Regions from separate parts of the Homo sapiens genome. Here region 2 is linked to region 1. Evidence: chromatin loops called from intact Hi-C (ENCODE). Cell type or tissue: mammary epithelial cell. All regions are shown on one strand. Links, peaks and the distances in the headings refer to the core of each region. The heading gives the core; the rest is flanking DNA. Region 1 has its middle 350 kb from the start of LINC02141. Region 2 has its middle 260 kb from the start of LINC02141.

The links. Hi-C counts contacts between places; a loop is a spot of excess contacts. Peaks named below come from ENCODE experiments on the same cell type or tissue, not always from the same donor. Only the 100,000 strongest peaks of a DNase experiment are listed, where the experiment ranks them.
Region 2: it touches region 1 in a loop (12-fold over the local background); 3 of 110 quality-filtered maps call a loop at or near these places.

The regions. Positions count from the first base shown.
Region 1 is chr16:60,202,225-60,205,152 of GRCh38, forward strand. No RefSeq gene overlaps it. Among named protein-coding and RNA genes, the nearest start is that of LINC02141, 350 kb to the left of the region's middle. In mammary epithelial cell, for the core only: a CTCF peak has its summit at 1,536 (motif pointing left); no DNase peak of the experiment used is centred there.
Region 2 is chr16:59,591,749-59,594,676 of GRCh38, forward strand. No RefSeq gene overlaps it. Among named protein-coding and RNA genes, the nearest start is that of LINC02141, 260 kb to the right of the region's middle. In mammary epithelial cell, for the core only: no CTCF peak of the experiment used is centred there; a DNase peak (open chromatin) is centred at 1,763.

The sequences.
Region 1 (2,928 bases), core at 205-2,704:
TAAAATATGTATGATTATAAAGCCTCAAGTAAGAATTAACTTTAAAGCCATAAGTAATTAATTCATTCAAGTTACCAGCCTTGAGTAGCACCCAAAATTGTAGCATTTCTTTCCTAATAAACCATATTTACAGTAAACTCTGAGTTCCTTTGGCAGAAACAAATGTGTGGCTGGAGATAATCTGTTCTAGCTAGTAATGATTAAAAATCTAAATACATAACTGTCTTTTAAACAGTCTTTATCCAAACTGCAGTTTGTGCCTCAAATTCAGAGATCCATGGTATAATATCATAATCTATTCCCCTAGATCAATATCTTGTAAATCACGAACCTGATTCTGAGTATAATATATTCAATTGAGTAGTGAGCATGGCATGGCATACCTATGAAACCTGGGGATAATGATTAGTTATCAGAAACTACACACTAATCTATTATATCTGACCAGAAGTTTGACTGAATGTATATTAAAATTGTCAGTGGCGTGTGAACCAGAGCAACTCCATCTTAAATAGGAGCTGGGTAAAATGAGGCTGAAGCCTACTGGGCTGCATTCCCAGACAGTTAAGGCATTCTAAGTCACAGGATGAGATAGGAGGTCAGCACAAAATACAGGTCACAAAGACCTTGCTGATAAAACAGCTTGCAGCAAAGGAGCCAGCCAAAACCCACTCAAACCAAAATGGCAATGACAGTGACCTCTGGTCGTCCTCACTGCTACACTCCCATCAGCGCCATGGCAATTTCCAAATGCCATGGCAACCTTAGGAAGTTACCCTATGTGGTCTAAAAAAGGGAGGCATGAATAATCCACCCCTTGTTTAGCATATAATCAAGAAATAACCATAAAAATGGGCAACCAGCAGCCCTCGGGGCTGCTCTGTCTATGGAATAGCCATTCTTTTATTCCTTTACTTTCTTAATAAACTTGCTTTCCCTTCGCACTGCGGGCTTCCATGAATTCTTTCTTGCATGAGACTCAAGAACCCTCTCTTGGAGTCTGGATCGGGACCCCTTTCCTATAACAATATGACTTCAGCAGAGTTTGGCTCAAAGTTGTTTTGAGATTTATGAAATGAATGCTATAAGGACAATAATGAGTTTAAATAAATCAATACTAAACTCGTGTCATTTACTTTATTAATACTGGTCCTCCAGAAACATAAACTCTGCCATTTTAGGTATTCATGTTTGTGTTCTTCGTTGAATTTGCTTGTTGTCATTTGTTTGTTCTAATGGATACTATTTACTATAGGGAGGAGGAAAAAAACAAATTACCTCCCTATGCGAAGCTGTCAGAATGGTGAGAAATTCATTCTAGCTTGTTGAGTTTTGAACAGAAATTAAACTACTGTTTTTCACCTTTGAAGTTAGTGCACTAAAGGAGGGTTGTGATGTTAGTAATGATTGTATGTGAGCTTTCTAGCTGTCCGTTTTGGGGATTATTATAAATTTTCACAGTGGATTGATTATAAGAAAGTTGGGGATTTGAGGGGTTTGTTTTTTGTTTTTGGCAGTAGTACACCAGAGAGCCACCTGCTGGCTTCCATGAAGAAACACATCTTTGATATCTGTGATTGGAAGAAAAAAGAAAAGGGAGGGAAAAAATAAAAAACAAAAAACAGTAACACCAATAAGCAAATCGTTTGAAGAGAATTGACTATTTGGAGGAAGGATATGTGACTCCAACATCTACATTTATTGCTGACATTTGTATTTTACATGGTTTTTCATATCCCTGTTAAAGGAATTGTTTTTAAAAAGTGATTTAGAGGGCCTTTTTTCTCTCGGAAGTCCCCTCTCTCTCACTAGAGAGAGAGCTGTTTTCCTTTCTCCTTTCTCTTTCTTTTGCCTATTAAACCTCTGCTCCTAAAAACATAAAAAATAAATAAAAATAAGTAATTTAGATTCATTAAATGTAGCAACAAACACCATCATGGTGTTGAAAAGTGTTTTCATTTTCATTATCTTATGGAAGTGAGTGTTATTCATATTTTATAGTTGGGGAAGGGCAGCTAGAAACTGAGGCCAACTGCTTTTCAGTTGAACAAGGACCTATGCCATGCATACAGCAGAGCCAGGACTTCTGATTCAACAGCAGCTGTCCTTTTCATCTTATTCAGAAATCTCATGCATCATTCTTCTTTGTATTACAATTTCTAAACTGCCTTTCACCATGTATTCACACTGCATGGTTACTAACATCATCGTTGTGAGTCATTATGATGATAAATTAAGATTGCCTTGTTAAATCCAGAAGCATGAACTGAAAGGGGGGATTGGTTTAGATATTATTTGAAGAGTAAGGGTGCCCTTTTATTCTATTTTAAATGCTAAATACCACTAGATTTAATTTCTAGTTGGAATAGCCTTACTAATTTTTAACCAAGTAAGATTTTTGTTATTATTCAAATGTAGGCGATTTGGTTTAATCCCATTCTTAGTCCCATGGGAGTTGAGGTTTTGTTGTCTTCTGTTGTCATTAGGCCAGTCAAAATACTAAATATTTCACTTGCATAATCTTTTTTTTTTTCTTTTTTTGAGATGGGAGTTTTGCTCTTGTCAGCCAGGCTGGAGTGCAATAGCCCAGTCTCGGCTCACTGCAACCTCTGCCTCCTGGTTCAAGCAATTCTCCTGCCTCAGCCTCTCAGCCTCCTGAGTAGCTGGAATTACAGGTGTGCACCACCACGCTTGGCTAATTTTTTTGTATTATTAGTAGAGACTGAGTTTCACCATGTTGGCCAGGCTGGTCTTGAACTCTTGACCTCAGGTGATCTGCCCGCCTCGGCCTCCCAAAGTGCTGGGATTGCAGGCATGAGCCACAGCGCACAGCTCACTTGCATAATCTTTTTACCTGCTATCAATTATTGGTAACTTTACATTTAATTGCCTAGTCAGCCTGCTCTCTTTTCTACTACTTGCATTGTT
Region 2 (2,928 bases), core at 207-2,706, 610 kb before region 1:
GCTCATGAAGTCCTCAGACTTTGGACAATGCCCATCCTCCTTGTATGCCTTAGAGTAATATCAGGAACTCTTTGATTTTGTGATCATTAAATAAAACTGCACACACAATGTTTTTTTAATAATCTTTGGTTTCATTTTCTGTGGCTTCAGTTATCCATGGTCAACTATATTCAGAAAATATTTAATGAAAAATTCCAGGAACAAACCATTCATAAATTTTAAATTGTGTGCCATTCTGAGTTACAGGATGAAACTGCATTCTGCCCTGCTCTGTTCTGCCTGGGATGGAAGTAGTCCCTGTGTTCAGTGTACATATGCTGTAGACACTCCCTGCCGATTGGTCATTTAGTAGCCATCTCCACTATCAGATCAACTGTCAGGAGATTGCAGTGATGTGATCAAATAATCCTCATTTTACTTAATAATTGTCCCAAAGCACAAGAGTGGTGATGCTGAAAACTTAGATATGCCAAAGAGAAATCATAAAGAGCGGCTGGGCATGGTGCTCACACCTGTAATCCCAGCACTTTGGGAAGTTGAGGTGGGTGGATCACCTGAGGTCAGGAGTTTGAGACCAGCCAGGCCAACATGGTGAAACCCCGTCTGTAATAAAAATACAAAAAATTAGCTGGGCATTGTGGCAGGCGCCTGTAATCCCAGCTACTCGGGAGGCTGAGACAGGAGAATCACTTGAACCTGGGAGGCGTATGTTGCAGTGAGCCGAGATCATGCCATTGCACTCCAGCCTGGGCAACAAGAGTGAAACTCCATCTAAAATAAAATTAAAAATAAAACATAAAGTGCTTCTTTTAAGTGAAAAAGTAAAAGTTCTTGACTTAATAAAGAAGAAAAAATTGTATGCTGAAGTTCCTAAGATCTATGGTAAGAATTAATCTTCTGTGCAGAAAACTGAGAAGAAGAAAAAAGAAATTTGTGCATAGCATGTATAGGATCCTATCCAAGGTTCAGGCATCCGATGGGGGCCTTGGAACTTACCCCTCACAGATAAGAGAGGACTACTGTATTTGCTGGCAGTTTCTACCATCATTGTTACCATCATTATTCAAGACCTGCAGGAAATATATGTAGGAAAAGATGAGATGAAGTCAATTCATGATTAACATTGCTTGGGTTTATGACTACTTTTTACATCCTTGGAGACTAATATTTATCATTTGTCATAATACAGCAGTTGCTGTATATTCTACCTCACGTTGAGAGAATAGTTAAAATGTGATCTCCCTAAAGGTTGGCATTTAAGTTACTCTTCAACAAAAAAAGATTCAAGTGGCTCAGCTACATTTCTGCACACCCCATTTGGTACTGATTTTACTGAAAACCACACTTCTAAGATGTTTAAATTGTATTTTTGCCCAGTGAAGTGAAAAGCTACCCTTTCACAAATGGGCTGTGCTGCAGTTTAGTCCATCAACCAGTTTATTCCAACTTTGTGCATTTAGAATTGCTAGAAGCCTCTTGAGCACATGATGGAAGAAATTCCTAGGAAATGAATATGAAAACAATGATCTTCTTGCTAGTGTCCCCAGAGCATTTCCTAAAGGCATTTTTCAGTCAAGAAAGGGCCCAAGATTTCAAATGCATTATGAAATCTGATGAGGATGAGGAAGATGTCAACACTGATGATCAGGAAGTGAAATATGCAAAGCAATGCCAACCTCTTCCACAGAGCAGTGACTGAGACACATGTTATGATAGACTGACAATTTATAACATGCTTTCTATATGATTCAGCAGAGAAGAGAGAAAGTAATGTTAGGAAACTACAGAATAACTTTCCCGGTTCTACATTTTGACTGCTCTGAAGTACATGCAGTGGCAGTCTTTCTTGTTTTATGTAAAAGTGTACGTGGGTGGAAAGGCAAGAATTATGGCTTATAGAAGGCTGTAGCTATCAGGGGAAATCCCTATTGCAAAGGCAGAGGAACTGAGTTGGGAAAACACACAATTTATTGGCCCCTATCTTATACTTTTCTCTTTGCAAAGCAACTTCGATAGTTAGAAGCTGCTTCACAGGAAAGAAAGAAAACAACAATAATGTATTCCTTTGTTTTAGGACTTTGGTTTTGTCTTTCTTCATATTTCTTTTTTTTATTTTCAGAAAAAGGTATCAGAGTAATGCATCTTAATTGTAAAAATGGTATAGTTTATGAGTTTATCCAATATTAGGAAAGAAAGCTATTCGATGATTAATTTATTGTCATTAATCTGTGAAGATAAGGATGCTGCAGTCTTGGTCTTAAATGCTCTGAGAACTGCGTGCCTTGTTTTCTTATAGAACATGGATGGATTTTGAACTCTGTTAGCTTTGGCCTCAGTACAAATAAGCATTTTTGTTTGTTTCTGAATGGGCAGCGTATTTGCTAAAATGCTCTGGACTCTAAATGCGCACAGACACAGTTTCCATGTTACCAAAATGTAGTAGCAATAACAGGAAACATATATTCCAACATACATTTGATGCGGTATTTTATGTGGACATAGCTTGACCGAAAGTCTTACAAGTCAAAGAAGTGTCCATCACCTTAAAGTTATTAACTTAATGGACAATATAATATAAAGTAAAACTATACAAAATTTAAACTGTGACAAAAATAAAGAACGTATTGCTCCTGTGGTTAAATTGTATTGCATTAAGGCAAAAGTAACAAAAAAAGAAACAGTACAAAATACAAAGGTACTTTGCTGGAACATTTAAAAGAAAAATCCCACCTACTCCCCCTACCCCACCCCTACAACCAGTGGGATTCATCCTGACATACAGGGAAAGTGATCAGAATGGACTCAGTGTAGACTTTGGTACTGAAAGTTGTATAAGTGTGGCATTCTATAACTCAGTTACTCTTTGTTACTCTCTGTCAACAGTATATTGGGTTTCAGATATAAAGTTAAAAATATCATTCTCTTGTA